Linked DNA regions of Mus musculus: region 2 is linked to region 1. The links are chromatin loops, found by intact Hi-C in ENCODE. Cell type or tissue: gastrocnemius. All regions are shown on one strand. Links, peaks and the distances in the headings refer to the core of each region. The heading gives the core; the rest is flanking DNA. Region 1 overlaps Tm6sf1 (transmembrane 6 superfamily member 1). Region 2 has its middle 20 kb from the start of Hdgfl3.

Region 1 (15,164 bases), core at 4,483-12,482:
TACACAGGCAGCCTTTCCAAATCAGACTGAAATCTACTTAGAATTGTGACTGGTCAGCATGTTTGAAGTTTCAGAACAGAACAGCAAGGGCTCCCTCTGTTTACATGGGATAGTTTATAAACTATTCAGAATGTGCCAGTTGAATTTTGCTTGGCTCATTTGTTTTTTGTACTTTTCATAAGCACAGAGAAAAACTATTAGAAAAGTAATACAGGCCATAGCAGAATTGAAAACCGACAGAGTATTTTTCTCAGAAAACTTGTTATTATAAAATGCAAACCCCAAGTCTGCACTTTTATGTTTGCCTGAAATTCAAGATACACAGAAATAAAGACTAAAGATTTAAATGTAGTTAAATGGCAGATTATCAGTATACTATGATCAAAGTGAGACGATAAAGGATCCTGCAATCTAAAGAGACAGAAGTAACAGTGAATCACTAGAGAGTGTGTTCTTAATGTATTGTTACCTTATATGTCCTTCCATATGATCAATTGAGAGTGCTAAGTGCTAACAGATAAAAGTGCTACTTGGCATTTGATGTGACCTTGGCAAAGAAAAGAGCATGTTTAGGAATTTGTATAAATGGCAGATATTTTAATGGGCTACAATTTATAAATTACTGATATATTCCGGATACTTTTACTACTCTGGAAATAAAAATTAAATTCCTGATGTGTGTTGACAAGGACCAACAAGTGGCTTACCCACACTGTGATTCTCCTCGGGCACTGAGAAGGTTCTGCCCGCAGACACACTCCCTAGGGCACAAAGCCAAAGGCCCAGCAAATGAGTGCATCTCAAGGCTACACAGACAGAGTCCTTGAGAATAAAGGGCACTTTGGAAGCTGCCCAGAAGAGACACTGCTGTGAACAGTCTGGGGACTCTGGCAGAAGCCTTGACTCCTGACACTTGTTCTCTGGGCCCTGCTTTAGCTGTTTTTTTGAACATACAACAATTTTCTTCTGGACTAGAGGCCAGTTTTGAACCCTGGTTTTGTCAGACTTGTGGGTTTAGTGATTCTATCCTTAGAGATTATTGTGCTCATCATAAAATGACAGAAAAATACTACCCACAATTCCCAAGAATAAGTAACATGAGCAGCTGGGTGTACCTATATAGGTAAACCTGTATGAAAGGTCAGTGATTGTGTGGGCCCTTCTCTGCACTGAACAGTGCAGTTAATACCTCATTCTCGTGAACAGGAAGGTCATGACAACATTCAAAAAAATGATGCGTCCTTAGATTAGATTGTACGCCCACTGGGCAGATACTGTGTCTAATGTTTTGTGTGGCACCTATCACGTTGTTAGAGTTCAATAAACATTCAACAACAATGCTCTTGTGACTGTCAGAATACAAAAAGAATCTTGAAAGCATTTTTCCTATACCAGTAGTAGTAGTAGTAGGACATTACACTCAGAATTATTAATAAGGGGTGAAGATCATAACATTCTTTACCAAAAGGTGTGTGCCCATGAGAAAAGAAAAGTGAGACCAGTTGTGTGCCGCTCCTGGCACTGCACGGGTGTGTTTGTGGCAGCTGAGTGGGCCCACACCTGCAGCTTCCTCTGATGTCAGCTGCTCAGGGTTCCTTTCCCACGCTTACTGGACCGCAGTACCCACCACACCTGCTTCCCTGCAGGGCCTAGAACTCTGCTGGGAACCCTGCTGGAGTTGAGGGAGGAAGGTACTGTGTGCTGCTAAATTCCACATCTCAATTATGATAACTATAAAACTCAGTGATGTGGCTGACACATCTAGTCATTTGCCTTTGACTCAATTCTAACTTCTCTACCTAGTAGAAATAAGAGATACTTGTTTTTGGCTTTTGGGTTGTTTGTTTTTGTTTTGGTCCAATTGGATGTTTAGAACATAGTAATGAAAGTAAGCAAAAGCTAAATTGTAATAGCTCCCTTTCCTGTGTTTATAGAGAAAATTAGGAAAGGATGACGACCCCCCCCCCCAGTCACAATCCTGGCTCCAAAATGAAGTGAGCCTTACATGTCCAGGTGGATGTTAAGAGGGCAAACTCTGTAGCCCACTGTTGGACTTCATTCACTGCAAGCAGATGCCCCACAGCGTGGGGTTGGCAGTTATGGCTCGATTGGGTCATAGCTCCACCACAAGCCAGGTGAAAGGTCTGCCCCAGCAGGGGAGGGCTAGGCTCACAAAGCTCAGTTAGATACCTGTCTGACCTTTTAACTCCTCTATCAAAGGAGAAGCATGTAAGAAAGTAAAACCCAACGTCAAAATGTCACCACTAAAGGTGCTTGGTAACGAAGCACCTGAGCAGATGGGAGATTGGTAACCTGCGGGCTTCCTAAAAGGTTTTCCTGAAGGAAAAAATGTTACAAAGCTTAACTCAAGGAAGATCAACTCTTTTCAGCTAGACTGTCCACAGATGTACCTGTGGATCCCAGCAGAGCGGGTGGGGTAGGGTGGGGGTGGACAGTGCATGGGAAGGGATGTCACCAGACTCAGCTGGCCCCAGTCAGCATGGGCTTACTGAATGCCCACCAGGAACCTACCCCTAAGCTTTTGTCTAGGGTTTTTTTAGGTCATTATATGAGGGATACACTTTGCTTAAATTGTAGAAAAATTAATCTCAGTGAGAAAGCATTTTTCTCTCAGTCCTTTCTGGGAATCTGTATTAATAGTAATTATAAATAGGAGTCGCATGGCTTTGACATGTCAGGCACTGTCGTTGGCTCTGGACTTAGAACCCTATTTAAGCCTCAGCAGCTTGACAGAAGAGAAAGTAACAGACGTCGCTTTAACTGGATTTACTGAATTACCTAGAAACGACGAGGAACTTGATCAGCTCCTGCTGTTCATTATATTAACTTAGATTCTAACAGTGTGCAGTCAGTCAGCCTTTGGGATCCAAGGAGGACTGGTTCCAGCACCTTGGGAAATCCCATATATGTCAAAATCTTTGGAGCCTCAAGTCCCTTATATAAAACATGTTTGTGTGTTCTGTACATCTTTGTGCACGTGTTACATTAAATGACTCACAGAGCCAAACAGTGTACATGCAGTATACGCAGTTGTACTGTCTTTTTGGAAATAAGAAAAGTCTAGAAAGTTTTGTTCAGTACTGATTACAGTCACAGGCCTCAACATACATCTCTTAAGTTGGTTGGTTCTGCACATCGCTAAGAGCTGACTGCGCCAGGCGAGAGGAAGCACTAGTAAGTGTCTCTCCTTAGTCTTACAACTTTAGTCCTATAGCAGCAAGCTGTGTATGAAGAGAGATAAAGTCCCCCAGTGGAACTTGGCCGGGTTTTTATTTTAAAGTGTTGACTAAGCTTATATTTTCTGAAGAGGACAGATTTGAGAGGTTCCTAACCCAGTCTGAAATCAAAGACCCAATAACCAATCACCCAGTGTGTCTTCCAGTGACCTAAATAAGCAAACATTAGGAATTTTTCTTACTCCACTGTAGTGCCTTAGGAGTTAACATGGTGGTTTGTGTTTCTGATTCCAGCACAGGAGGCTGAAGTGTCTGAATTAGGCAACAGTTTTAGAAGCTAGGGGATGCTGGTCAAGGTGACAGAGATCCTTTCTGCCACGAGAATACCCTCATAACAGGCGGGCATTTCCTAAGTGCGCTTCAGTATGTGCATTGCTTTGTTGTAGCATCATTTCTAACTTTTACAGAAGCTGAACACAATAAGTAGATATTAAAGCCCAAACTAGGAGGATGTTGAACATACAATCTCTGCACCATGCCACGTGGGTTGATCTGTTGGGAGAAAACGGACATTACAGGACCTGACCCTCGTGACCTGGATCTGTACTCAACAGCAAGAGAGACTTCAGTCTATCTTGTCAAACTGGACGATGATAGATAAGCCAAGGATCTGCTGAAAAGCTTTCAGTCTGGCTGAGCTACCTCTGCCAGGCCCGCAGCCCAGGCTACCCTACCTCTGCCAGGCCCGCAGCCCAGGCTGCCCTACCTCTGCCAGGCCCGCAGCCCAGGCTGCCCTTCCCAGGGCCACCTGTTTGGAGTCACAGCGACCCACTTGCAGACTAAGCCTCATCCACAGAACGGTTAGTCTTGCTGTAGGCTCTAAACCTATTTGCCTCTAGGTTAGGCCTTCCTAAACCTCCTGTCTTGGCCATGTGATTCTTCCACATAACTGGACATGCGTTTCGGTTCTTCTGTCTAGTTCTCGAGTTATCCCCTGAGACTGACCAGGCTGCATACCTGTCCTTTGCCACCTTAGCTGAGGACACTCAGAATCCTATCTTGGGGTGGTGGCAGTGTCATGTAGAGGATGTCCACCTGAATCAAAGCACAGTTAGCTGTTGGACTGGCTGGAGAGAGTGAGGTAAGTGTGCCTCCTTTGCCCTAGAGGGTACAAGTGAAAAGGGGAACCAAGCCAAGGAGACAAAAGCTACTGCTAAGTCTGCCCTGACCACCTGCTTCCATACCTAAATGCTATCCATCTATTGTTTCCTGAAGCAGTTCAACTTAGTGACGTCCCATTCAGCCCTCAAAAACTGGCTGCAGGCAGCACTGCCTCCCACCACTATGCTTGCCCTACAGTGGTTCTGCTCCCCGATGCCACACACAGGGCTGGCTTACTTTGTGCTGTTGGGCACTGCCTCAGCTGATTGCTTGCAGGGGCAGGAGGAGATGATGCTGTGGATATGAGGTTTAGAGCTGGACAGAAGAATTTAGCCCTACATGTCATTTGGTGATGCTGTGCCTCATCTTTGAAGGGGTAGTCATTTAAATAAGAACACAGATGTTCCGTCCATTAGTTACACCATTGCTTCAGAGAACTAAGATCACATTTGCCAGCCTTCCCTGCAGCTAAACTGCAAAATCTGGCCCATGAAAACTTTCCTGTGATCTTTGCATGAGCTGACTCCACTGGCCCCAGTAAAACACGTGTTTACTTCATTACTACCACAGAGCATGTAGCCTACCCTCACACAGGCAAGTAAAACAAAACAGGAGGTTAGACGCTCGGACTAGCATAGTGGCAACAGGCTCACACTGGAAACAACAGATTTGACCTGACCTAGAGATGGGCTTATACGTAGCGGGTGAGGGGAAGGGGAGTAGAAAGAATTATTCCAGGTTCTGGAGAGATGGCTCAGTGTTTAAAAGAACTGGCTTTTCTTAAGAGGACTGGAATTCAATTCCCAGCACCCACATGGTGACTCACTGCCATCTGGAACTCCAGGTCCAGGTGAGAAGGCTCCTGTTCTAGCCTCCACAGGTCCACAAATGGTGCATAGATACACATGCAGGCAAAACACCATATACATGAAATGAATTTAGAAGATTCCAGGTTTTGGCTTGAGTTGGCCAATGCAAGCTCAGGCTATTTACAAAGACAATGGACAACAGGAGAAATGGTGAGACCGAGAGTCCTATTTGAGTCTCTGCATTTGCCATGCTCCCTGGACAAGGTAAGAGATCGTGAGTTTAAGGCTAGTCTGGGCTACAAAGCAAGACTCTGCATCAAACAGGAAAATATGTTTTCTTGTATAGACTGATACTTGATCTGCAGCTGTGCTTAAAAACTCATGTGTACCTGCTTGCATTACAAAGACACCAGAAGTTTCTCAAAACGCATCAAAAAAAAATTCTGATGAGCTAGTAAGACATCCAAATGAGATTATTAATTTGGGAGTTAAATTTAGGAGTTAGCACTCAGGGCTGAAGAGACTGTCACCAGCTTACAGTTATAAGTTGTAAGGCCTTGAAGATGATGAAATTAAAGCCCAAGCCAAGGCCTTGAGGATAAGGTATTCAGAGACTGACCAAGGAGAGCTAAGTGGTGTTTCTTCTGCAAGCATTATCTATTTTTTCTATAAATAGTCTAATTAAGTACCCTAGGAAGGATTTAGCCCACTGACCCCATGAGTACTCTGTTTTTCAACCCTATGAATTCTGGGGTCTTTCTGCCATCGTGGTTACTGTACCATGAGTGTTTAATTGACAGTGTTTTGCTTCTGGGTGGACCCCAATCTCATTTCCAGGTCAGAGTTGCTTTCATTAAACACCTGCTGTCAGGCAGGAACTTGTCGAGGTGCCAGGGTGAGGGACCAGGAAGGCTCAGCTTTGCAGAAACAGAACCAGCCTTCTTGGTTCTGCTGAGCATTGTGTAGCAGAGCTCTAGACTCTTCATTTAGCTCTAGTAGACAGCTTAAGAGTTACAGTTCTGAACTCATCAGTAATCATTATGTCCATAGTTTGGGAAACGGTTCTATTACACAGCAGTACTGCTTGATACTCTTATGACTCCAGAAAACTCTTAATTTCACCATTTAACCACATCTACAAGGTGGTATCATTAGATTTAAAGTAATTGTGTGTGTGTTTGTATGTGTGTGTGTATGTAGCAGAAATGCCTTCCAACACACTAGAAGGCAATTTCTTACTCAGACACCAAGCAGAAATGGGCTACATAAATCCAATAAAAGCTAGAGAACTAATGAACTTCCCACCCTCAGGGAATAGTCTTAGTACCTGAGCTAGACCTCCAGCATGGACCAGCGTTATATCAGGCATCCATGAGCATCCAGGGACCACTAAGCCATAAAGGGCAATCACAAAGTAAGGGACGGAATAGAACATGTATGCCAGCATCTGTGTAAAAAAAAAAGGAAAAGACAAATTAACAGCTTGACAAAAAAAAAAAAAAACAAAAAAGCAAAAACATGAAATATTTTCAAAGATAAAAATGCTAATTCCTATTCCCATTTAAAATAAGAGAATTAACTTTAGACAAATTGTAACTAGTTGACCTGAATCTTAGGATAAGCAGCAGGGTCCTTTAGGTAGGGCTCTTGAAACTGCGTGTAGAGTCGGCAGAGCTCAGCTGGGCAATCCAAAGCAATCTAAGGACAAAGTGAGATCATTATAAATAGTCTTGTCTGGTTCTTCGGTTTGCTGATAAGGCGGTGTGCCAGCTTTAGTCATAAGCTGCTTCGGTTCTCAACATAAATCATGTGTCTTTATAGGCTCACCAGTAAAAGGAAAAGGAGAAATATGCAAGAAATGTTCAGACCTCTCTAAGTGGCTAAGCCTACGTTAACAGTGGAGAAGGGCTTTGAGATGGATAGTCACAGCTTCTGCACCTAGGTGTAGTGAGCTAAAGCACGGCGGCTGGGGCGGCCAACAAGCCTCTACAGGAAGAAAAGGAAGGCTTCTGTACAAAACTGTACTATGCTTTGCAAGATTCAAAGATAGTATCCTCCTCTCTCCAGTGCCTCAAAGAGCATATGGCCCCTGGAGGCAGTAAGGATTGCTTTGAAAGCTGGGTCCTGGGCTGGCGAGATGGCTCAGCAGGTAAGAGTAGTGACTGCTTTTCTGAAGGTCCTGAGTTCAAATCCCAGCAACTACATGGTGGCTCACAACCATCTGTAATGAGATCTGACGCCCTCTTCTGGCGCCCTCTTCTAGTGAGTCTGAAGACAGCTACAGTGTACTTATGTCTAATAATAAATAAATCTTTGGGCTGGAGCGAGCAGAGGTCCTAAATACAATTCCCAACAACCACATGAAGGCTCAAAACCATCTATACAGCTACAGTGTACTCATATCCATAAAAATAAATAAATAAATCTATTTAAAAAGAAAAGAAAGCTGGGTCCTCGTGTGAAGCCCCCCTCTGCCCACTTTGTAAAAGGGCGGAGAGCAGATTGAGCCCTGGCACTGAACACCAGGCCACAGAAGAGTCTTCGGCACATTCCTGAGACACTTCGCCCTCAGGCACCACTCCTCATATCCTTGGCTGCACATGAAATTTTCCACCTCGATGACAATGTAGATTACATGCTGGCAGTGGATTTGGGCCTCTGCCCAAATTCTCATCTGCAAAAGCCCCACCCAGTGTACAAGCACACATCTCTCTCAGGGGCAAGAGGAAAAGGGCATGGAAGGATTCCACTCGTCTCTTAGGTTTGAACTTGGCAAAAAGGTTCTATGGCGTGTTCTCAACTTGTGCCAACACCAGTGAGTTTAGAATAATTGGTAACTGTTGAAGCTGAATATGAATAGCAAATAATTCTGAGATAGAAAGTATTTCTTCTAAGAATAAGTTATAAAGCTGGGTCAGAGTGAATAATCACTAATGAATTAAGACCATAACAATTGTTTATTGAGTACTTACTAGGTACAAAAATGATAAAGGGAAAAGGGAAAAAGAAAACAAAACCAAAAAGCTCGTGAGGCCTTCATGTTATCAGACTCCAAACCTGAGCCTACGTCAGCAATACCCTTAACAGTGAGAAACTCACGGGACCCTGCACAGGTGAGGATCAGGGACCCCACTCTTGAGAGCACGTGGACACTCTGGACCACAGGTGAATTGAGGTCTTAGAGGATCACTCTGACCCATGATGGTTGCCTTTACATCAGAAAGAAATAAAAATTTTTAAAAAAAGGAAACAAAAAAATAAAATTCTAATACTAATTTGTCAGGTGACTATTTTACTTCTAGACAGAGCTTGACCTGAGGGCCCAAAGGAAGACAGATGAGATAGCCCAGGATGAGACATTTCCTGCGTGGGGGCAAGGGGGGGATGGGGGGGGTGCTGATAGCAAACAGGAAGGAGTCCAGAGCTCCAGGCTGTGGCAGAAGTTTGTCAGTTTGATTTTACACACACACACACACACACACACACACACACACACAGAGGCAGAGACAGAGAGACAGAGAGAGAGGAAGAGAGAGGGTTTTTTCCTGTTTGGAATAGTATATTATTACTTGACACCATGCTTACCAAGCCTCTGAACAGGCAAAATCCAGTTGCCAAGAAAAGACACAAAACCAACACTAAGTCAAACGGTCTTCTCAGCAGGGCCTTTGCTTGGGCTTCTTGAAGAACCTGAAATAGAGTTTGCCACCAGAGAACAAACTTGTCCCAATGCCAGAGACAAGTCTGAAACACTGAATGGCAGGATATGAATACTGAGTCTAGAAGAGGCCCAGTTCACATGATAGCCCACTGGCACTGACGGCAAGGGTCTCCTCCTCCAGTGCATCCCTTCCCTGGGGATGGAGGCACTGAGCCAGGTGATGTGTGCCCTTCCAGCTTTAGTCTGTATTTTTTTTTCTTGAAACTACATGATTTTATGATTTTAAAGGTTAGCTATGTTCATTTGAAAAATGAAGTTTTAGACAGTAAACCATAAGCTGCCACACTGCACACGGTCGCCCTCATCTGTGGTGCTCTCTGGTTGGCTGGTCAGCTGCTGGGTTGATGGTCAGCTTTGGTTGGTTGGTTGGTTTTGTTTTTTTGTTTTGTTTTTGTTTTATTTAGACAGGATCTCAATTATGTAGCTGAGATAGACTCCCTGGGTAGCTCAGGTCAGCCTCAAATTCATGATCATCCATCCTGTCTCCACCTCCCAATTGCTAAGATTAGATGTCATTTGTGCCACCATGCCTGACTCATACGTTCCTATACATTTATATGTATATACATATACTCACATGTAACCTTTTTGAAAAACAGGACTTAGAATACAAACAGTTTTGCATTCACTGAATAACTGCCTGTGAGCACATCTCCCCCCGCCCCCCACCCCCATGATTAAAAACTGAGAACACCATAAGGAAGCCACTTGTCCTCCCACTGCAAGACGCTGGGCAGTTTTCACCGGAATGCTTCCTGTGATGGAGAACAGGCTGGCAAAGGCATCTCTGTTGTCTGCATCACGCCTGTCTCGGGAAAGGCCCCGGTGGGGCTGGGCTGGAAGCCTGGTTACACTCTTCGTAGAGTGCTTCTGAGAGGTTGGCTTTGTTTGCTCTGAGTTTAGTTCTTATGAGCTGTGCTTTAGCATTGAATTAACAACTGGTTCTGTGTCTCTGTTACGCAGAGTGTTCATACCCTGACCTCTCGGGGGAGACCTCTCGGGGCCAAGGAGCCGGGGCCACAGGGTTTCTGTTTACCTTTTCCTTTAACACCCACTCGCTCCTCAAACAGACAGATGAGTGTAGCTGCCCTTGGCCTGAGTTTACTCAGCGGTATCTAAATATTTACAAACCAACTGTGTAAGTTAGAATAGCGGTATCTAAATATTTACAAACTAACTGTGTAAGTTAGAATGTACATGGAGCAAGCTGGAAATCTGCATGGTTCAGCACACAGGTGGCCATGACTTTATTCCCAACACTCTCCTAAAACAGCATTTTTTTTCTTTTGGTTTTTGGAGACAGGGTTTCTCTGTGTAGCCCTGGCTGTCCTGGAACTCACTTTGTAGACTAGGCTGGCCTTGAGCTCAGAGATCTGCCTGCCTCTGCCTCCCGAGTGCTGGCATTTTAATGATTTCTATTTGCAAAAATAACTTGGGCCAGGTGTGGTGGTGCACACTTTTAATCCCAGAACTCAAGAGACAGAGACAGGTAGATCTCTGGTTTACACAGAGTTTAAGGCCAGCTACATAGTGAGACCCTGCCTCAAAAATAATACATTTAAAGCTAAAATGGCTTTGTAAGGTCAGTAATTGTACTCTAGCTAGTAGTGCAGATCTAAAGGACCTTACCCAAGGATCTTGTGTATAAACGGAAGAGAAAGTTAGAAAGAAATCACTGGGTTTAACCAACCCTGCAGGGCTGGCCTTACCTCGCCCACACCGTCTCAGCAGTGAATGGAAGGGAGGGGCCTCGGGTGTGCTCCTGCAACCCCTGTCCAGGGGCCAGCATCCCCGGGGAACAGATCCTACGGCCATGTGGAACCCTCAGCAGTAAATGATATTACTGAAAAATGTATCAGGTGCTCAGCCACAAGCAAAGCACATTCTCTGAACTTCACCTGTCACACTAACACAGAAGGGTAACAGGAACGGAGGCGATTCCCTGCAAAGGAAGTCCCCAGAAGTGTGTGGCTTGGATGGGCTCGGGCCGTCCAGTCTGCAGAAGCAGACTGTCGGCCATGTTACAGAAGATGGCAGCAAATGCCAGGCCATCAGTACAGTCCCAGATGTGCCTCTCCTCCCAGGAGATGTGAGTGAGCCCTGCGAGGCTGAGAATAAGTAAGACATAGCAGCTGCTGGAGAGCTAGCCTGAGTTCACACGCCAGCACTGAAATCTTCACAGTGGATAAATCTAAATGTAATAAAATCACCTTTGAGGGATAATTATAGTTTTCTGATGGTTGATTATAGATTCTGAAGCCAGCCCAGACCGGAAGACATGTATATGGTATGCTTAAGAAAAATGCAGGGCAAATCCGTGTCCCATACTTTCCTATTCAAAAGAAAGAGGAAAAGACAGTCAAATGTGTGTTCACTGCGTTACATACTGCATACATAAATACAGTCACATTTAAGCTACCTTCCATCCCAAATTATACAATTTCGCTATGAACCAGGCAATATTTGTATTAGGTAAGACAAGTCAACTTAGAGCCATGAGATGTTTGTAACAGTGACGTCCTAGATACATTAAAAAGTATATATAACACATATGTCCTAAGGTCTTGCACATCCTATGACATCTCTTACTTCAGCCTGGAAGACTCTTAATGTCCCAGTGCATTTAGCATGAGCTCTCGGAGTGTGTGAGGGGTAAGCACGATACTCGGCGCTGTATGCACCGTCCGTGCACCAGTGCCAGTTGTTCAGCTAACTGCTCAGTGCACGCGTCTGAAAGCAGCCAGGAAGCGCTTCCTAACAGGCAAGAGCACCGAGTGAGATAGGAACAACTTTGCCAAATTGTTTTCAAAATATTGGAATTATTCTATTACAATGTTTTAAAAAACAACTCCTCTAAAAACCCGTTATCGCAAAGCAGACAGACGCTGACAACAAAGTGACCGTTAGAACAGGGTTCTTACCTACGATGTTTCCAGGCACAAAAACCACGATGCTCATTATAATGGATCCGACCCAGTATAGGCCAATGGTTCTGTAGCTTTCCCTACAACAAGACATTTTTGATACAGTGCACTTGTCTTGGGACTCCAAGGACGATCCTAAATTTATCTTTCATTCTAGTTATAGAGGCACAAGACTAGAAACTCACCAAATCAAATGATAAGCCCAAGAAACCCTGACGATCAAGCATCACTTCGAGAAGTGACACAGAACAGAGCCGCCTTTGTATCCTTTGTAGCTTTATGCACTCATTCACAAAAGCATGTAGTGTGTGTGTGGGCACATGTACGTGTAGGCCTCTCCATGTGTGTGTAGAGACCAGAAGGCTCTGTCAGGCTCCGTTCTCAATCACTCGCCACCTTATTTTTTGAGACAGGGTTTCTCACTGAGCCTGGAGCTCTGGCCAATTCAGCTAAGTGGCCGGACAGCAATCCCCGGTCCTCTTTTCTCCTCACTGCACCCAGCACTGGGGCTCCAGGTGCCCGCTGGGGTATAAAGTGGACTTTTTGTGGCAACTGAGTTTGGGATAAAGCCCCAGAGGTGAGGATAGTGGCATGTCCCTGTGTTCTAAAGGGGCTGCTCTAATCTCAGTGATGGCCAGATGTCCCTTCAACTGATAACCCAGAAACAACACCACACCAGAGGCTGAGAGGAATCCAAAAGGAGGGGACAGAGTGGTGAGCACTGTACATTTTCTGCTCTGCTGCAGCCCCTAATGGAGCCAGGCCAATGATTAGTCTCAGAATGCCACAGGAAGACAGACAAGACCAAGCTGAAGCATGACACAGGAAGTGGGGGTCAGCTCATGGGGCACACTGCAGCTTCCAGGGACAGAACTGAAAGACCTTCTCTAACCTCAGGCCACACTGAGGATGGGGAAGCTCAGGCTGTTTGGAAAGAGTCCATAGGCAAAGCCTGCCTCCTGGGCTCAAAAGAAGCCATGGAAGCCATAGTGGACAGAGAGTGAGAATCCAACCAAAGCCGCTGGTTACTTTTGCAGTTGGTGTGATGCAAGGAATTCTGCTGCGGGAGTTCCCCCAAAGAGCCCATGTGCTGTGAGATACAGCTAGTTTGTCACAGCAAAGGGTACTGGTACCCCCAAAACAGCAACTGTCACAAAATCTTACCTCATTTCTTTAATAACACAGTCATGCTCCCAGAGGGGCCAGCCACACAGATTTGAGGGGTAACCCAAATGTGTGTGTGTGTGCGCAATTTCCCAAGCCCTGGGGCCACACCTGAACTTGAGGCGAAACTCTGACCTGAGACCAGAAGAACCATGGAAGTACAAGGTGCTTGACTTTGGCTCCTTGTGAACCTGAGTTCAGATCCCTAGCGCCCAAATGAAAAGCCGAGACTGGTGTTGTGCACCAGGGGGAAGGCAGAGACAAGGAAGACCCCAGGGGCTTGCTGGCCAGCCAACCTAGCCAAAATGGCGAGCTCCTACCTCAGCGAGATACCCTACCTCTAACTATAAGATGGTGAGCCAACAAGGTGGCTCAGTGGGTAAAGGCCTCTGCTGCCAAGCTGGCAACCTAAGTTAGGTCTCCAGGGTGCAAGGAGAGACCCCAGCCTTGTGTAAATTAACCTCCACCTGCCTATCATAGCAAACACACACATACACGTTTTGTTGTTGTTGTGTGTTCATTTATTTGTTGAGACAGGGTCTCACTTTGTAGCCCTAGCCTGGAACTCACTCTGTAGACCAGGCTGGCCTTGAACTCACAGATCTGCCTGCCTCTGCCTCCTGAGTGCTGGGATAAAAGTGTGAGCCACCACACCAAGAGAGATTCTGTCTGAGCTGCCACAAAAAAAAAAAAAGAAAAAAAAAAAGCAATAGAACAAAACAAACCAGTGATTCAGGGAAATACAGCTTTGTTCAGCTCATCCATTCTCGCCCTGGCGTGCCCTCGCGTACTCGCCTCTGTGCATGCACTGTCCTTACATACCCCTTATGAGTTGCAAAGGATAGCACAGCCAGGAGAGCTAACTTACTCCCAGGCTATGGCGGCCACCATCACTAGGTACATCAGGTAATGAACAGAGCCATCCCAGTAGCAGATCATGTGCCCATAGGCCGTGTTCAGATACGGTTCACCCTAAGGAAAGCATTAAAAAGACATGTTAAGGAAGACTCGGATCTTTACATTGCAAATAAAACAACAGAGCTAAATGCTGTTCATTTGCTGAGATGAAACAGCCTCCGTGCAGTTGGTAGGACTGTGAAAATATGTCTTTACCCTAGGGCTGCCAAAACCAGGGTCTGCCATGGCGCCAGACAGGAGAATCTCTGACAGATTGGCATCTGATGGCTCAGCAAAGGTTTGTACAACAACACAAAGGCATCAGATGGCTGTGTGGGCAATCCCAGCCAGCTGGAGCAAGGCCAAACCTGAGCCTGCAGGTGCTTGGCCTTCGCACAGAGGGGCAGCCCAGGAAGGCCCTGTTCACTGGTGCCACCTGCTGGCCGTAACCACTCATGCTGCGCTTGTGGGCTGGGCAGTAGTGAGGAGCTGCCTGGGCCCAATTCCGTGGGTACACCCAGGCAGCCCTGAGCTCAGCTTCCTATCTACCCATTATTCCCGAAACAGGCTTGTGGGTTGGTCAGGACTGACTGTCCTGAGAGGAGGAAATGTGTTTCAAAAGCTTTAAGACTTGCCTAAGGTCACATAGCTAACACAGAACCACATTTCTGAGATATTATTTGTTTCATGAATACAAGATTATATGATGAACTATGTATACTTCCCTCCCCCCAGGTAGTCTTGTTTCCGGGTCCCCTCAGGGGACTTGGGTTCTCCGATGGTGTTTTCTCTCTTCCTTCTCCCAGGTTAGTGCCCTCCCAGGTTGTTTCTAATGTATCCCTAAAATACCTGCAGTCCTTTCTCTAACTAGGAAAGGTCTGAGCAGCCAAACTATGCCAAACATCCAAGCAGGCATTCTCTGAAATGCCGTGGTTCCCCTGGGGTAAGGAAAGCAGCCTTTTGCCCAAAGTCAAATCAAATTCAATCACAATGGGGGAGGAAGCCACACCCAAACTCTAGCCCAAAGCCTGGCTGCCCTTTTCTCTCACCTTGGCATTCACTGCATAATTCCAACTTATTTCATGGCTCCAGTCATTCCTACCTACACACTCAACTCTGTGAGCCAGCACTGGCCTCCTCTGAGAGCTTGACTGACCCCCGTGGGCCCTTCAAACTCACCTGAACTCCTTCAGCCAAGCTCCAACTGCCTCTCCCTTCAGCCAAGCCCTTCCTGGCCTCTCCACACAGGGCTCAGGCAGCTCCAAGCTCTGCTGTGCAGACTTTGGACAAA
Region 2 (15,164 bases), core at 4,328-12,327, 79 kb before region 1:
CACATGAAGAAAATTTGTCTCAGCAATGATTCTCTCCATTAGCCTCTAAATGTCAGAAAAGCACAAACCTCATTCTTAAGACAAATTTTCAAATAATAAGTTACAGCTCCCGGGAGAAAACCTGCATCATTGCTCTTCATCACAGGGTCTGATCGCACACACTTCAGTCAAACTCCAAAAGCATCTCACTCCCTGTTCTGGTCAGGTGTTCAAAATCAGAGGAGTACAGCTATGTCGTGTTGTCTGTGTTAGGGTATTTCCCCTGACTAAGCTAATAGACGATGTACATTGTCCCTGGTTTCTTAAAACCTTTTTTAGGAACACTTACAGAACACTGCGGTTGGCTTTGTTGTTTGTTGTGTGCATTTTCCTTTGAGATAAAATCTGTGTAGCATAAAACTTACCACTTTAAAGTGTTCTCTTCGATGATTTTCATAGTGCTGTACCACTCTATCTTCCAAATGTTCCAAATGTTCCAAAACGTTTCATCATCCTCAAATAAAACTGTGTCCGCTAAACACTCACTTTTTGGAAATTCCCAGCTCCTACCAGCCCCTAGCAACCACTGATCTACTTCCTGTATCTATGGATTCACCCATTCTTAATACCTCATGGAGATAGATTCATACCATTTGAGGCCTTTTGAAACTTGTTTCCTTCCTGTGTTTAAGGTTCATCCATGTTGTAACGTGTCATTTCTTGATATCACCAGACACTATTCCATTGCATCCACAGAACTCATCTGTTAATTGCATTGATCCACTCATTGGCTAACGGGTATCTTTTGACCCGCTTTACAGCTATTTTAACTGTGAATATTTGTGTACAAGTTTTTGTGTAAATTCATGTTTTTTTTTTATTCTCTTGGGTGTTTACCTATGAGTAGAATTACTGATCATATGTTAACTATATGTTTGAGAACTTGCTAGACTGTTTGAAGGCCCCTGATTCCTAAATGAAGCTTTATACTGGAATCCCCCGTGCAGCTTTTTAAAAGACCAGTTACCCGGTCCGGCCTTCAAAAGTTGTGATGCAGCCTGCCTGGTCATTCTGTGGCCTAGGTGCAAAGCCAGGAAACTCCCCAGCTGATTGTCCCATCCTGGCTCAACAGTTTCTGCTGTAGGCCTGAGAGACCCGGAGATTGTGTCATTAGTCAATAACTCCTGCACTTAACCCCCAAGACAGGAGTTTCAACCCAGTTTGAGCATGTGTTCTGATACACTTGTTTTTCCAGGAATTGTTAAGTGGCTACTTAAGGACACTTCAGAGAAAGGATTCCTACCTGATGCTTTTACACTAGAAATCTGTGTCGTTGGTAAGTTGTGCTTTGAGCCTATTTTGGTACATAGTGGTACAAATTGTACGTGGTGGTACATTTCATAAAGACATTTTCAAATGCATGTCATCTACTTTGGCTGAATTCACCCTCGGTGCCTTCCTCTTTCTTCCTTCTTACTAGGGTCTTTCCTTCCCCCCAATCTCACTTCTAATTTCTTACATGTATGTAAAATATTATTTGATATTTCTACTTTCATGTTTATATATGTAAAGAGTGTGTGTGTGTATGTCTAGATGTCTGTGAGTGTGTATGTTTATGCATCTATATAAAATCTAGGATTCACAAGTGAGAGAAAACATGTAAAATCTGCCTCTATAAGTCTAAGTGTGAATTTTCTCTAATCATAATCATAGTACTTTATCTTTACAGAAGGGCTGGAATACCGAGGTCAAGGGGAAAAGTTATAAAGATACACTGTGGCTTTCCAATCAAAGCTGCTGGCTATTTAGATTATTAGGGAGGAGTGCCCTCTGCCGGAATTTATGGGTTATTGCAATAGGCACTGTGTGCTACTCTGGAGTCCTCCGGATTTAGGAATGTAATTGGAAAGTTTCCTGAGTCTGCCATCCTTGCCCTCCAGTTCTAAGCACAGCTGAGAAAGGACCTGTTCCCTGCACAGTCCCTCTCACAGGAGTTAAGTGCCTTAGATAGAACTTTAATCCAGTGTTCCAGACAACACAGCTTTGTCATTTCCTTGGTGAAACAAAAGCAGAATGGGGAAGTCTGTGTTGTCAGGAACCTATCCTGTTTCCTGCCCTGACCCCTGGCATCACCTTCCACCTCAGCACACCTGGCTGTAAGACCTTAAACATCAACTCTGGAGTTCCCATCTCCTTATCTGTGACGTGGTGGCCCCATAGTGCACGTTGAGGTGTTCTGGGGGAACCTCAGAAATGCCTCGCGTGGCATTATTGAAGGACAGCGAAGAGAATGTAGAGAGAAGCTACTGTGCTGGAGCTCACTCTACTTCATGAGATGGACTTTACTCGATTTCCATCCAATTGCGGTTTTAGGGACTCGGGATTTTTCCTTGGGTTGGGGGGGTTGATGGTTTTTTTTGGGGGGGGTTGGTTTTCAGTTACAGTCCCTAGTGTTGAAACAGGTTTTCACGTAGCTCCAATTGTCCTTCAACTCTTGATGCCCCTGCCTCCACCTCCAAATGCTGGACTTAGAGATGTGTGACATTATAGTCTCCAAGGTTGGTCCTTTTAGGGGTCGTTGTTCTTTGTTTGTGTTCCATGTCTGTTGCGAGAATTCCTTCCATGGGGAGATGTGAACAGTGTCCACCCACTCCTCATAAGGTCCCAGCAACAAACCAAAATATGAATCCACCAAAGTTTACCTGGGGGACTGATGGGCTTATCGGGCTTAGCAACAGCATGTGAATAAAGAGTGTGGGTTACCCTCAAACAGTGGCACTGCAAAGTCCTCAGCAGCATTGATGCTGGCATCTCCTGGTCCCAAGGAAAGAGAATCCTTTCACTTCCCAGTTTATCACCTCCTAAGACTTGAAGTCTCTGAGGCTACAGGCAATGAAGGTAAATTTGAATACAAATGGCTAGGAAGACCCGCTAGAGCCACTGTGGGCACCAGAGGACCTGACAGGACCTCTGTCTTGTCAATGATCATAAGGCAGGCCCTCAGGACCTCTTGCAAGCAGGCACAACTGGTTTGGTGAAAGTGGCAGCTGTTTTGCTCAAAGGGCCACATTCTAGAACACATAACTGCACAGGTACGGTCTACTGTACACTAATTCAATACGGGTGTGTGCCATGCAATGACCTCACCAAGCATTGCCCCTCCTCGGGCATCAATTATCCTTGTGCGGGTGACCTTTGAACTTCCAGTTATCTTGTCATGTATCATAGATTATTCTAGACCATAGTTACTCTACTCCTACCTAACCTCCTACCTTCCCATCTTCCCCTCCCACCTGTTTTTATTCATAGATGCTTTTCAACTTAAGGATTCAGCCATCTTCTTCTAAATCTGCCAGGCTACCGAACTGCACAGGTCTGTCCCACCTTAACTCAACACCCACGTTAGCCTAGCGATACAAAGTCATGCCACACCTTTCCAATATAAAGTGTTGACTGTCTCACTGTATGGGTTCACTTTTGCACCATCATAAAAGGCACAGATCACTAACTATTGTATGGATTGATCCTAAAAAAGGAAAGACTTTTCTCTCCAAAACCATCCAGAAGATGACCTCTAAAGTCCAGGTTTCTCTGACTCCTGCCCCCTGCTCCCCTCTTCCCTGTTTGTCAAGCTGTGCTGTAGAGAACAGTGAGAGCAAGGGTGACCTAGTTTACAGTGAGCTGCAGTCAGTTGCTCAGTGTACTGATGACACCGGCTAAAATCCGTTTCCTAACAAGCTCTATAACTTGTCATACACCGAGGTTCACTCTGCATCTTCTATGAAGAGATTGGTTCAGCCAAATGCAACCTCGTTGGAGCTGGTCAGGAAGACCTGTGACTATACCTTGTTCAGGGGAAGCTGACGCAATCCTTTGAAAATCATTTCTAAAGTTTCACGTGTAAAATGTGACACCTCCCCTATCCCAGGAATGGGGAGGAGGCTCAGTAGACATTCACATTTAAAATAGAAGAGCCCAGGAACAGAGAGGTGGTTCAGAGGATACAGTGCTTGTCATACAAGCATAAAACTAGAGTTCAAATCCCGGCACCCATGTAATGCCGGGTGCGTCTCAGTTCCCACAAGGTGTCAAGAGAGAATAACTCCCTAGAATTGCACACACACACACACACACACACACACACACACACACACACACAAAGAGAGAGAGAGAGAGAGAGAGAGAGAGAGAGAGAGAGAGAGAGAGAGAGAGAGAGAGAGAGAGACCCTGGTCGGATGCTACTCAATGGTAGATAGAGTACCTGCCTAGCATACACAAAGCACTGAGCTCAGGTCCCAGCACCAGAAGAAAGTAAGAGATCTGACACAATGTCCACCCAAATTCTAGACATTGAAGCTGGGCTCCCACTCTGTAACAGTACTTGTGCCTTCCTTCATCAGTGGATTTGCATGCCATGTGTGTAGACGGCTGTTGTTGCTCAGCCTTCCACTGGAGATGCTGCCTATTTTCTTCCTAATGTTAAAATCTGAGAAGTGAAGTCTGCTGGGTTCATACAACGGGTGAGATTTTTAAATTCTCACCGAGTCTGGTAGAATTTTTTGAATCAACAGTAGCTCCTGGGGAAAACCCACTTTTCATATACTTGAGAGGTCCCAGGCTCAGAGCTCAGGAATGAACTAAGCTAACATCACTGTTTCATGATTAATTGTAAACTACCAAATAATTCCTTGGGCTTTTGGAAAGCACCAAATAATTTGCAGGGCACTTCACATGAGCCCCTCCAGGCATGTACTCAAGAATCAACAGATCCAGGACTGTAAACCCAGTCAAAAGCCCATGGCTAGGAAGGTCATAGGCCCTAGTTGGGAACTCATTATTGTTTTTTAGATAAATTGGCATGATACAAAACTACAATCTAAATATCCATGTTTATACTCATAGACAGCCACTCCTCCCATTCTTAATCAGAGAAGCATGCCTTTGCAGTGGATGCAGACTCCCAGCTGCTCGAGATACTTAGCAGACATGATGGTTGAGCACTCAGCCCTAAGCAGGGCATGTATACAGCCTCCTCTGATGTTCAGGGAACACTACAGAAGAGGAAGCAGAAAGAGTGTCAGAGCCAGAAGATAGGGGGAAGAGCTGCAAAATGCTATTTTCAGGACATAACCTAGCCATTGCAGACAGGATTTCACAGCAGCTGGGATTGCTTGCACTGGGTCAGCAACAAGACTGGGGTGCCAGCCTCCCTTGCTCTCGGTTAACTGTGTACCAAACAGTGGCCTGCCCATTCAGCTCCAAAGGGTAGTTATAAACCCAGGGTAAACAGAGGGTGCTAGTTACAAAACAATGTCGTACAAAACAAAAGGTCATGAAGGTGAGGAGACCTGTGGGGTGCGGGGAGTAGAACATCATGGGGGAGATAGTGATGGCAGGGAGAAAGTAAGCAGGATTCACCAAATACATGTATGAAATTGTCAAAGAACATATTTTAAGTTTTTTAAAAATGACTTTCTCCTAGAACTTTATCTTGGGTTATTAATTTGCTATACAAGGCCACGATTATTTCCAGCCTGTACCCCAGTGTAATCTCCACACAGCTTCTTTGGCTGTGATCGGTGAGTTTGGGCACAATGCATACTGTATCAGAGTTGGAAAACCCTACCGTGGAAACTTTTCCTGGGGAAATGTGAACAAATCTCTACTCACCCAGAATAGGGCACCAACTACAGAGCAAATAATAGACCCACCCAAGTCTAGCTGGATGAGCCAATGACTTTATCCGGCTTACGTACAGGTGACCCCCCAAACAGTGATATCCCTACCCAACATGGATGATAACTTCCCCAGACATGGTCTCTCCACCCACTTCATCCAAGCTTCCAAACGCTATATATTCTAGCCCCTCCTGAACCCACATGCCGCAGTGGCAGAATTACAGAGCTGGCAGAGGCATGCAAGGGAGGGTAGCCAGGGTGTTGGTGAGAGTTTAATGACCCCCCCAGCCCCTTCTAAGCAGGGACAGCAACAGCCAAACTTGGGGGCCACTTGTGAGTAGTCACAGCTGCCCTGATGATGGTGATAGCTGCTATCCTCAGAGGAGAGCATCCTACAGTGGGTCTCTTGCATAGTGGAAACATATCCTAGGAAGAGCTGTGGGGAGGAGTCACCTACATGTGTACTCCTCAAAAGGAGCAGTGGCCCCATTGAGTGAGTGATGGAAATTTCCTTAGGCATAGTCGCTATTGGCTGTTATAAATGGGTCACAGCAGAATTGGTTTATCCAGTACTAGTAAGGCACCTGAAGCTTCGCCTTCTGGTTACACACTGGTGGTGGATCCAAGTGCTTCCCACAGAGGGACAGGGGGTTGACAGCATCCCCTCTGGCATATTCATACTCTGTCTTGTCAGTAGTGCCTGGTCAGAGAAGGTGTGGGAGCACCCACTGTGGGGACCCACGTAGATTCATAGCTGGTAACAATGATGGTACTCCTCTCTGCTGCTACAAGTGACCTCAGGCCTCCCTTGCACATATGCATGAAAACAAAGTATTGGCCAGGATCTTTTCTCACCATTTCTTTCCTTGTAGCATCCTCCAGAGATCAATAGTGAATAGGCTGCAGCTGGCTACAGCTGGACAAATTCCTCTCAGGTAAGGAGCTCTGGGAAGAGCCTGAGGTCAGACACCACCAACACTGGGTTTCTGGACCTTCTTAGGCTGTGCATTTGGAGCAAGGCTACAGCATCAAGGCTGGATGTATTATTTGTCAGAGATCTCTGGAGGAACAGAGCTGGTGGAGTGGATCTATAGATATATAGAGCTGGAATTTAGAATGGCTTACGGGCTGTGGCCTAGCTAGTTCAATGATGGCTGTCTGTCTACCAACTGAAAGGATCAAGAATCCAGTAGTTGTTCAGGCTGTCTCAGCTGGTCTTCAGTAGATGCTGGAATCCAGTATGTCTTAATGTTGGTAAAGAAATGGACTTGCCAGTGAGAGTGAGAGCAAGCAGACAAAAGCCAGCAAACTTCCTTCCCCCATGGCCTTTATATAGGCTGCCAGCAGAAGGTGTGGCCCTGATTAAAAGTAGACCTTCCCACCTCACATGATTAAATCAATACCTCACAGATATGTATGTATACCCAGCCACTTGAGTTTTAGCTAATCCTAGATGTAGTCATGGTAACCACCAAAACAGCCATCATCCTGAACATAGCCCCAGAACTCCATTGTGGGTTGGGATTAGTAGAAACTAATAAATCCTTCTGCTCTTGTAAGTGATATAAACACCTATATTTGACAATAGGACAATTGTCAGTGTCACCACTGTGGTCCTGGCTCCCACAGGAAACTATCTTCAAACTCAGCAGGCAACTCATCTCCTACCCCTTGGTTCCTCTAGATGGCAACCTTCCTTCCTTCTGCTTTGCACTGTCTCCCTCCCTATAGTAGCACTCTCTGGAAGTCTGTGTTAGCATTGAGCCACAAGTCAGGTCTGGTTTCTAAAGCTGCTACCTGTAAAGCCAATACAGTAGTGCCTGGGGTCCCCAGGGTTGGGGCATGCAGGGCTCCTAAAGTAGCCCAAATTCAGCCAATTAGAGTCTCTCTCAAGAGAGCTCTGAATGAAGTCAATTCCTTTTCAGAAACAGGCAGCTCTGCAGATTTCAGGTGGCACCTAGATGTTCTGGCTGTATGCCTTCAAAGCTGCAAAACTGTCTATAGCTAGTATGAACGTTGATGGCAGAGAGCTTTGCCTTGCTCCTTAAGAAAGGAGACTCTCCCTTCCTGGCTTTGGAGCTGGAAAAAGGGACACTGGGACATTTTGTTTCTCTTTCTATGCTATTTTCACCCCCAGGCTATTTGTTTGTTTGTTTGTTTAATTTTACAAAAGATCCATATTCCATTCTCAAAAGCTAGGGTTGCTCTTATGATAACTAGGAATTTCTGGTCCCCATTGCCTCCCTGACTTGCTCCTAATCTCCAGAAACAGCCATTCACAACTGTTGTTTTAAATAATCATTTTTACAGGGGCTGGAGAGATGGCTCCATAGTTAAGAGCACTGACTGCTCTTCCAGAGGACTCAGGTCTGTTCCCAGCACCCATGGCTGTCTGTAACTCCAGTTCCAGGGGATCCACCACCCTCTTCTGGCCTCTGCAGATACTAAGCATACACACAAGGCACACATACACACATGTATGCAGGCAAAACACTCATACACATGAAAAATAAAGTAAATATTTTTTTCAAAAATTAATAATTTCTTTTCAAAACAACAACTTTATTTGTATGAGTCTGTGTGTATGTATACTGTGTGTGTACAGGAGTGTCTTAGGGTTTTACTGCTGTGAATAGACACCATGACCAAAGCAAGTCTTTTTTTTTTGTCATTTAAAATTTTTATTTACTTATTTAATATTCAAGTTATCCCTAACACTTAAGGGAACATATTTCAGTAGCAATATTCAAATTTTCAGAATTTTAAATTTCAATTCAAACCTGATGCTTCCAGATTTTATAGACTTGTCATTATATCATATATACCAACAACTCTCTGAGGCAGGAAACCACAGTTAAAAACTCTTCTATCATGGACCAATAAAGAGCCAGTGGCCACTGATCATGAAAAATTTACAGATTATGGGAAGTTACAGGAATAATTACTAAAACTTGAGTTTTATAATCTCTGAATACAAAAACTCTTTCACATTTTTTTTCTTTCCAGTGTTGGGGAAACCAGGAATATGGGCCCACAAGAATGACAAGGTGGATATACTTCCACCATAAAAGAAGTAAACTCAAAAGAGATGAGTGATTTAAACAATAAAACATATGAAGGTGCAAAATTTCTAGGAAAAAAAAACTGGAAAGCAACTATGGAAGAGCGTTTTCTCTATCAAATAATTTGCTATCAAATACTTAAACAATGAACTAAATAGCTAACTAAAAATACATTTAGATATGGTTTAGGATATTTAGTAAATATTGTAGTGTCTATTTAATGTACAGATTGTAAGAAATGTAACCAGGTAACAGAACAACACCCCAATTTAAATAAATGTCTAAAAATTCTAAATGTTGAGTTTTTTTCCCATTTTTTTAAATTAGGTATTTTCCTCATTTACATTTCCAATGCTATCCCAAAAGTCCCCCATACCTACCCACCCCCACTCCCCTACCCACCCACTCCCCCTTTTTGGCCCTGGCGTTCCCCTGTACTGGGGCATATAAAGTTTGCGTGTCCAATGGGCCTCTCTTTCCAGTGATGGCTGACTAGGCCATCTTTTGATTCATATGCAGCTAGCAACAAGAGCTCCAGGGTACTGATTAGTTCATATTGTTGTTCCACCTATAGGGTTGCAGTTCCCAAAGCAAGTCTTATAAAGCTCAACATTTAATTGGGGCTGGCTTACAGGTTCAGAGGTTCAGTCCATTATCATCAAGGCAGGAACATGGCAGCATCCAGGCAGGCATGGTGCAGGCAGAGCTGAGAGTTCTACATCTTCATCTGAAGGCTGCTAGCAGGATACTGGCTCCCAGGCAGCTAGGACAAGGGTATTAAAGCCCACACCCACAAGGCCACACCTACTCCAACAAGGCCACACCTCTCAACAGTGCCACTCCCTGGGCCAAGCATATACAAACCATCATAATAGCCATTTATAAGCATTCCCTATGTGCTCATCAGATATAAATAGTAACTCATAATGACCCTATGGGATTGATAACCTTCATTCTGTAGAGGTAATTGAGACACAAAAAGGTTAATGAACGTTAGAAATCACTCAGTAATAGAAAGGAAAACCCCAACCTTTGAATGGAGATAATCTGCTTCACATTTTCATGTTTTTTTAAATCATTAAAGTGAAATAGTTTTATTTATTGTCTCTGGAGATCCCTTTTACTACTTGATAGTTTCTCTTCTCCATCAAATTCCCGAAACTCAAGATTCAGACCAGTGTATTCAATGTATCCTTTGAAAATGTGATTGAAATCTCCTTCCCTCTCCATCTCACTCCATGGCCGGGGCACAGAGTCACCACAGAAAGCAGCAGGAAGAGAGATCTGCATTATCAATTCCTGGGGATGCCCCTCTCCTGGGCAGAGAGAGAGCTGGAAGAACCGGGTCGTCCATGCTACAAGCCTCTTAGATCAGTGTCTGTTAACATGGTGTGGATAGTGGTAACTCCAACCAGTCCTGTTGGTGATGGGACCGTGCCATTAGGAGACATAGCCTCATCTTCAGGGTGATTGACAGTTAGTGAAGTCATGTTACATTCCTGAGATGTCTTGTCTTGTCATTGCCCACTGTGGTGGTCTTAGCAAGACTCACCCTCCCTTATGTCATCTCTTCTCCATGGGAATCCATGAGCCCTTGGGTATACGTAGGTTCTCCCATTTTTTTAGCTGCTATCAAGTAGGGCAAATAGTCCTAGTGCTTCTGTCCCAGCACACACACGTTTCTCTCCCAGCAGAGGGATCAGCTGATTGAGCAAGCACATAATCAAGAGACAAATGCCAGTGGCCTCTCCTTAGAGTCACTCCCAAATGCTAGAGGTGGTTTACTGACTTGCCTTTGATAGACAAGTAGTGGAAAGACAAAGACCAAGTCGTGGTCCAGACGGTGCCTTCCTTCTTCCTAGACCTCTGTAGTTGAGAAACCCTGTGCCCCGGACTGTTTTTCCCATTCTGCTCCCTGAAATGCAAGCTCTTGAGCTGTTTCAACACTAAAGGATACTGTGAGTGACTTCTTTGTCTTGAAGTTATCCCCCTTTGGTTAAATTCTGTAAACATATTAAAGGCTCTGAGAATTCCCTTAAATGTCTCTGTCTGTGCTTTTATTTAGCATTTCTCAAACTAATTTGACTATGCACTTCATTTTGCTCCACATTTATATACTGTCTTGGTCACAAGCCCTAGCAAGAGAAACCTTTGTCCTGGAGCCCACATGTAACAAACATTCCTAGGACCTAGAGAAAGGCAGCCATCTATTGCTTTTCTAGCCTCTGCATTCTCAAACTCCAAGGTGACTGTGTGAAAACATAATGAAAGTATGTGGGTGACTCTGCTGGAGTGTGGATGCTCCCAGCTGGCTAGGAGTCTGGAGAAGAGCCAAGTGGGCGAAGCACTTAGGTAAGAGAAAAGAAAAATGAATGCGCCAAGATAGCTGGAAACAATCTGTCTTTACATAACCAAGCATCTTTCCCTGGTGGAGAAAGACTTCTTTTTCTCTTCTTTCTTTGTATTATGAATCACCAAGGTGTTCACCAACAGTTGTATGCAGGATGGTTCAAAAACATGTTGTGGACTCAACCATTTAAACTATGCCATAAAAAGCATGTGACATCAATACCTTGTATTTGTAACTAGTTTGACATTTTAAGCTAGAAAGGCAAATACTTTTCATAAAAATTTTTTTGTCTAATTGGACTTAAGACCCTCATAAACAAGAGGGATAGTATGTGTGATAACAAATCTAGCTAAGAGTCAGTAAAAGTCATGATACAGAAAATAATATACAGTGCAATTGAAGGATTTTGTAACATATCCTAAGCTAATGATTATTTCCATAAGCTAACCCATTATAATGATATGCATGGCAGGTAAGCTTGCTGACTTGTTTCTAAATCTTATTTGAAAATATTATTCACAATTAAAGTTGTTACAGCTCAGGCAAAGCCGTAGGCTTTTTTTTTTAACTTTAATTTTTAATTTTTTAAAAATTTCACATCCATGAGTGTTTTATTGTTGTTGTTTGGTTGGTTGTTTGGTTTTTTGAGGCAGGGTTTCTCTGTGTAACAGCCCTGGCTGAGTGCTGGGATTAAATGCAATATGCCACCACTTTTTGCTTTTTTTTTTTATTGTCTATAAATGTTTAGCCTACATGTATTTATGTGTACTGCAAGCAAGCCTAGTGGATATTGGATCCCCTGAAACAGGAGTTTCAGATGGTGATAAGCCATCATGTAGGTACTGGGAACCATCCAGATACTCTGCAAGAATAGACTGTGCTCTTAATCACTGAGCTATTTCTCTAGTCTGTCTTTTATTTTTAGGTGTTTGTTTGTTTGTTTGTTTGTTTTTAAGAAACAGGCATTTGATTTGTTGCATATTCTGGCCCTGACCTCCTAGACCTAAGTGATCCTCCTGCCTCAGCCTGCCAAATAGCTGAGAACTCTGGTGTGTGCCACTATGTTGTACTCTGAAATAGCTTTTTAAAAACATCTCTTATGGGTTGTATTCCCTGATTAAAGACCTGGTTCTCCAGGTGAAGCTGCCAGGAGGTGAAGGGATTTTTTCCAAGTGGGGCCACATGAAAGGTCTTTCTGTCATCTGGATGTGTGCTCAGTGAGGCTGGTAGGTACCAGCTCCTCCGTACTCCTATTTTTTTCTCTTTCTTAACCTGGATCAGGTCTGCTACTTGCTCATGCATACTTCAACCACTGCTCTCTGCCATGATGGGTCGGAGCCAAGAACTGAGCTAATGTCAGCACCGTGCACTTAAGCTTCTAAAACTGTGAGCTAAATGAACCTCTCCTTCTTCAGGAATAGCCTGTGTCCAGTATTTCATTCCAGTGATAAATAGCTCAATATATTATTGATGAATTGCAATCGGGGAATTATAGACATTAGTTGTATCTGTTTTTACATTATTGTCAATAAAATGCACCTTATAAATCTTGGTTTTGCTAAGATAAAGGAAAGAAAGTAAACAAAGAGGGAAAATATGAAATAATTAGCTATATGTGCTCTTTATTATTTATCCAAATATCACTTGGACAACAACAGATGAAAAGTCAGACATGTTTGAGACTATTTTATTTTATAAAACAGAGTCTCATATAATCTCATATAATACCTCCAAATCAATGTGTAGTCAAGACTGACCTTGAGCTCTGGATCCTCCTAGCTCTATTTTCCAAGGTTTGGAGTTATCGGTGTGCAGCATACCTGGCCAGATATGCTTAATAATCATTGAAGTCGTCATCATTGGTTTCTACCATCTTTCAGATGCATAAAGAATTTTGTTGTTTTGAAGATGTTTGTCAAAGTAGGTAAATACACATTCTATCTAACAACGTGTTATCATGATTCATAAGCTATGCAGTTGCAACTTACACCCTTGACCTGGGTTTTGGAAATATTCAGAGCAGGCCTAAGTTTACTTATGAAGAGCCTAAAAGACAGTCTTCTTCGGAACAGCTGCTTGGGAAAAGGTGATGTATGGTGTGGATTCCTATTCTGTTTTCATTTCACTGTGATGAACTGCCGACATCTTTCACTAGTCTTTGTCTTCCCATCAAACTTGATTATCTTCACAGTAATTGTATGGATTGGTTCACTGACTTTTCTGTCATAATATCCAGCATTAGACCAACATCCGTTTGCTCCTACTGTGAGTTCCTTGTCCAGTGATGTTTATAATTCAGTATTCCACATCATCCATCAACATCCTATGGTTGTGGAATTTAAGGCCTCGAATGGCTTAAATGGTCTCATGAACCACTGTTTTGTCTATAGTATCTACATACATGGCTGAGGGGGAGGCAGAACATTTCCTACTGATCCTACGGGCAGTTTCAAGATGCATTCTTCTATACTGCTCCAGGGATCTATAACCAGTGGTTTGGAATTGACACCGTGGATGAAACCTATTTGCTATTGCCTAGCCCAAAGTTGGGTTCGTTTATGGTAGATTCTCAGCACACCTAAGTGAATAAAACAGCCCCCCCTTAGGGGAAGTCGAAATGTTACTGGTAAGTGACCCTTAATGACCTGAACAAGATTCTGTGTTTCTAAGAATTCTCTCTCCCATTCCTGAAGTCATTTTGAAAACGACAACTCCCTTTCATCCTTTAGGGATTTGTTCAAAGAAACATTAGGCATTCAAGCATTTTTTGTGGTACTCAGTTCACAATGTGTAAGCCATGGTTCCAAAACTCAATTAATGCTTTTATTTTGAAGTAACTTTATTCAAGCATAATAGTTATAGTGAAGAGAATCTTGTGTGCAGCTTGATGAATTAGCATAAAATGAACATACCTGTGCAGCCAATCCCCTGTGAGAAATAAACACTTAGCACCCCAAAGTCCCCACGCCCTTCCAAATTCCATCTTTCTACATAAAAGCAACCACTGTTGCTTCAAATGCCATTGACAAATTCTGACCTTGGTGTCAGAGGAATGGCACGGGATTTGCTTCTTCTGTTTTACATTCTGATACAACCCGAGCATATAGTGGCCATTTGCTCTCCATTCCCATGTGCTATTCTATGATCGTCTCACGGTGCATTCATCCATTCTAGTGCTGGCTTATTTCCAGCTCTTGACTACCATGAATGATGCTTCTAGTAAACCTGTTGTGCCTGACTTCCGTTGCACACATGTTCACATTTATAAACACAAAGAGGTAAGTCACTTCAACTGTGGTGGATAGCTCCAACTTTAGTGAAAATTGACCACATGATTTCAAATTTGTTGAGGTGGAGTCTTGTCTTAATCTATGGTCAACTGTGGTTGGAAAAATAAATGAAAAACTTTCAAAAGTAAATAATTCATGTTGAAACAGCTTTTTATCACAGCACAGTGTTAAAATTATCTTGCTCTTTGATTGTTGTTACTTGCTCACTGTGCCTAATTTATAAATTAAACTTTGTCATAGTATGTATTATGTATGTATGTATGGGAAAAAACAGAACTTAGATAATCTATTACAGATAAGCTAACTGGTCAGTCTGATCTGGGCTGTCCCTCAACTAAGACTCTCTTCTCCGAGGACTCTAGGCTGTGTTGGCAATTAAAGCTGACTAGGACATCAGGTTTTTACTATATAGCCCAGGCTAACCTCAGACTAGTAGTAATCCTCTTAGCACAGTCTCCTGACTGCTAGGGTTACAGGTATATGCTACCACACAGGCTTAAACAAATATGTTGCCAAGGACCAGCCTCAGCTTGGAGATGGGATCTGAGAGAAGGGTTGTCTGGGAGCACAAATAAGAAAGACTCAAGGTCAAATCTTGGATTCAAGCTGACGACCAGTCTGTTTCTGTTTTGCTTTCTCTCTGAAGATTTCTATATTCTGCTTGCTTGCTATTCTAAGAGATCTCTCTGTCCGTGTCCTGCTTGTGTGTGTGTGTGTGTGTGTGTGTGTGTGTGTGTGTGTGTTCTCCAACCAGTTTTCTTTTTATCCTAAAAATTCTCTGGATAGCTCATCTCCCATAGAACAC

What was found. Peaks named below come from ENCODE experiments on the same cell type or tissue, not always from the same donor. Only the 100,000 strongest peaks of a DNase experiment are listed, where the experiment ranks them.
Region 2: it touches region 1 in a loop (2.6-fold over the local background); 12 of 42 quality-filtered maps call a loop at or near these places.

The regions. Positions count from the first base shown.
Region 1 is chr7:81,867,425-81,882,588 of GRCm38, reverse strand. Tm6sf1 (transmembrane 6 superfamily member 1) reads right to left here. Exons shown (of 10, transcript NM_145375.4): 4 at 13,845-13,948; 5 at 11,810-11,892; 6 at 11,099-11,220; 7 at 8,753-8,857; 8 at 6,773-6,865; 9 at 6,495-6,614. Hdgfl3 (HDGF like 3) reads left to right here. Exons shown (of 6, transcript NM_013886.4): 6 at 1-1,333. Among named protein-coding and RNA genes, the nearest start is that of Tm6sf1, 16 kb to the right of the region's middle. In gastrocnemius, for the core only: no CTCF peak of the experiment used is centred there; a DNase peak (open chromatin) is centred at 7,773.
Region 2 is chr7:81,946,559-81,961,722 of GRCm38, reverse strand. No RefSeq gene overlaps it. Among named protein-coding and RNA genes, the nearest start is that of Hdgfl3, 20 kb to the right of the region's middle. In gastrocnemius, for the core only: a CTCF peak has its summit at 7,328 (motif pointing right); a DNase peak (open chromatin) is centred at 7,370.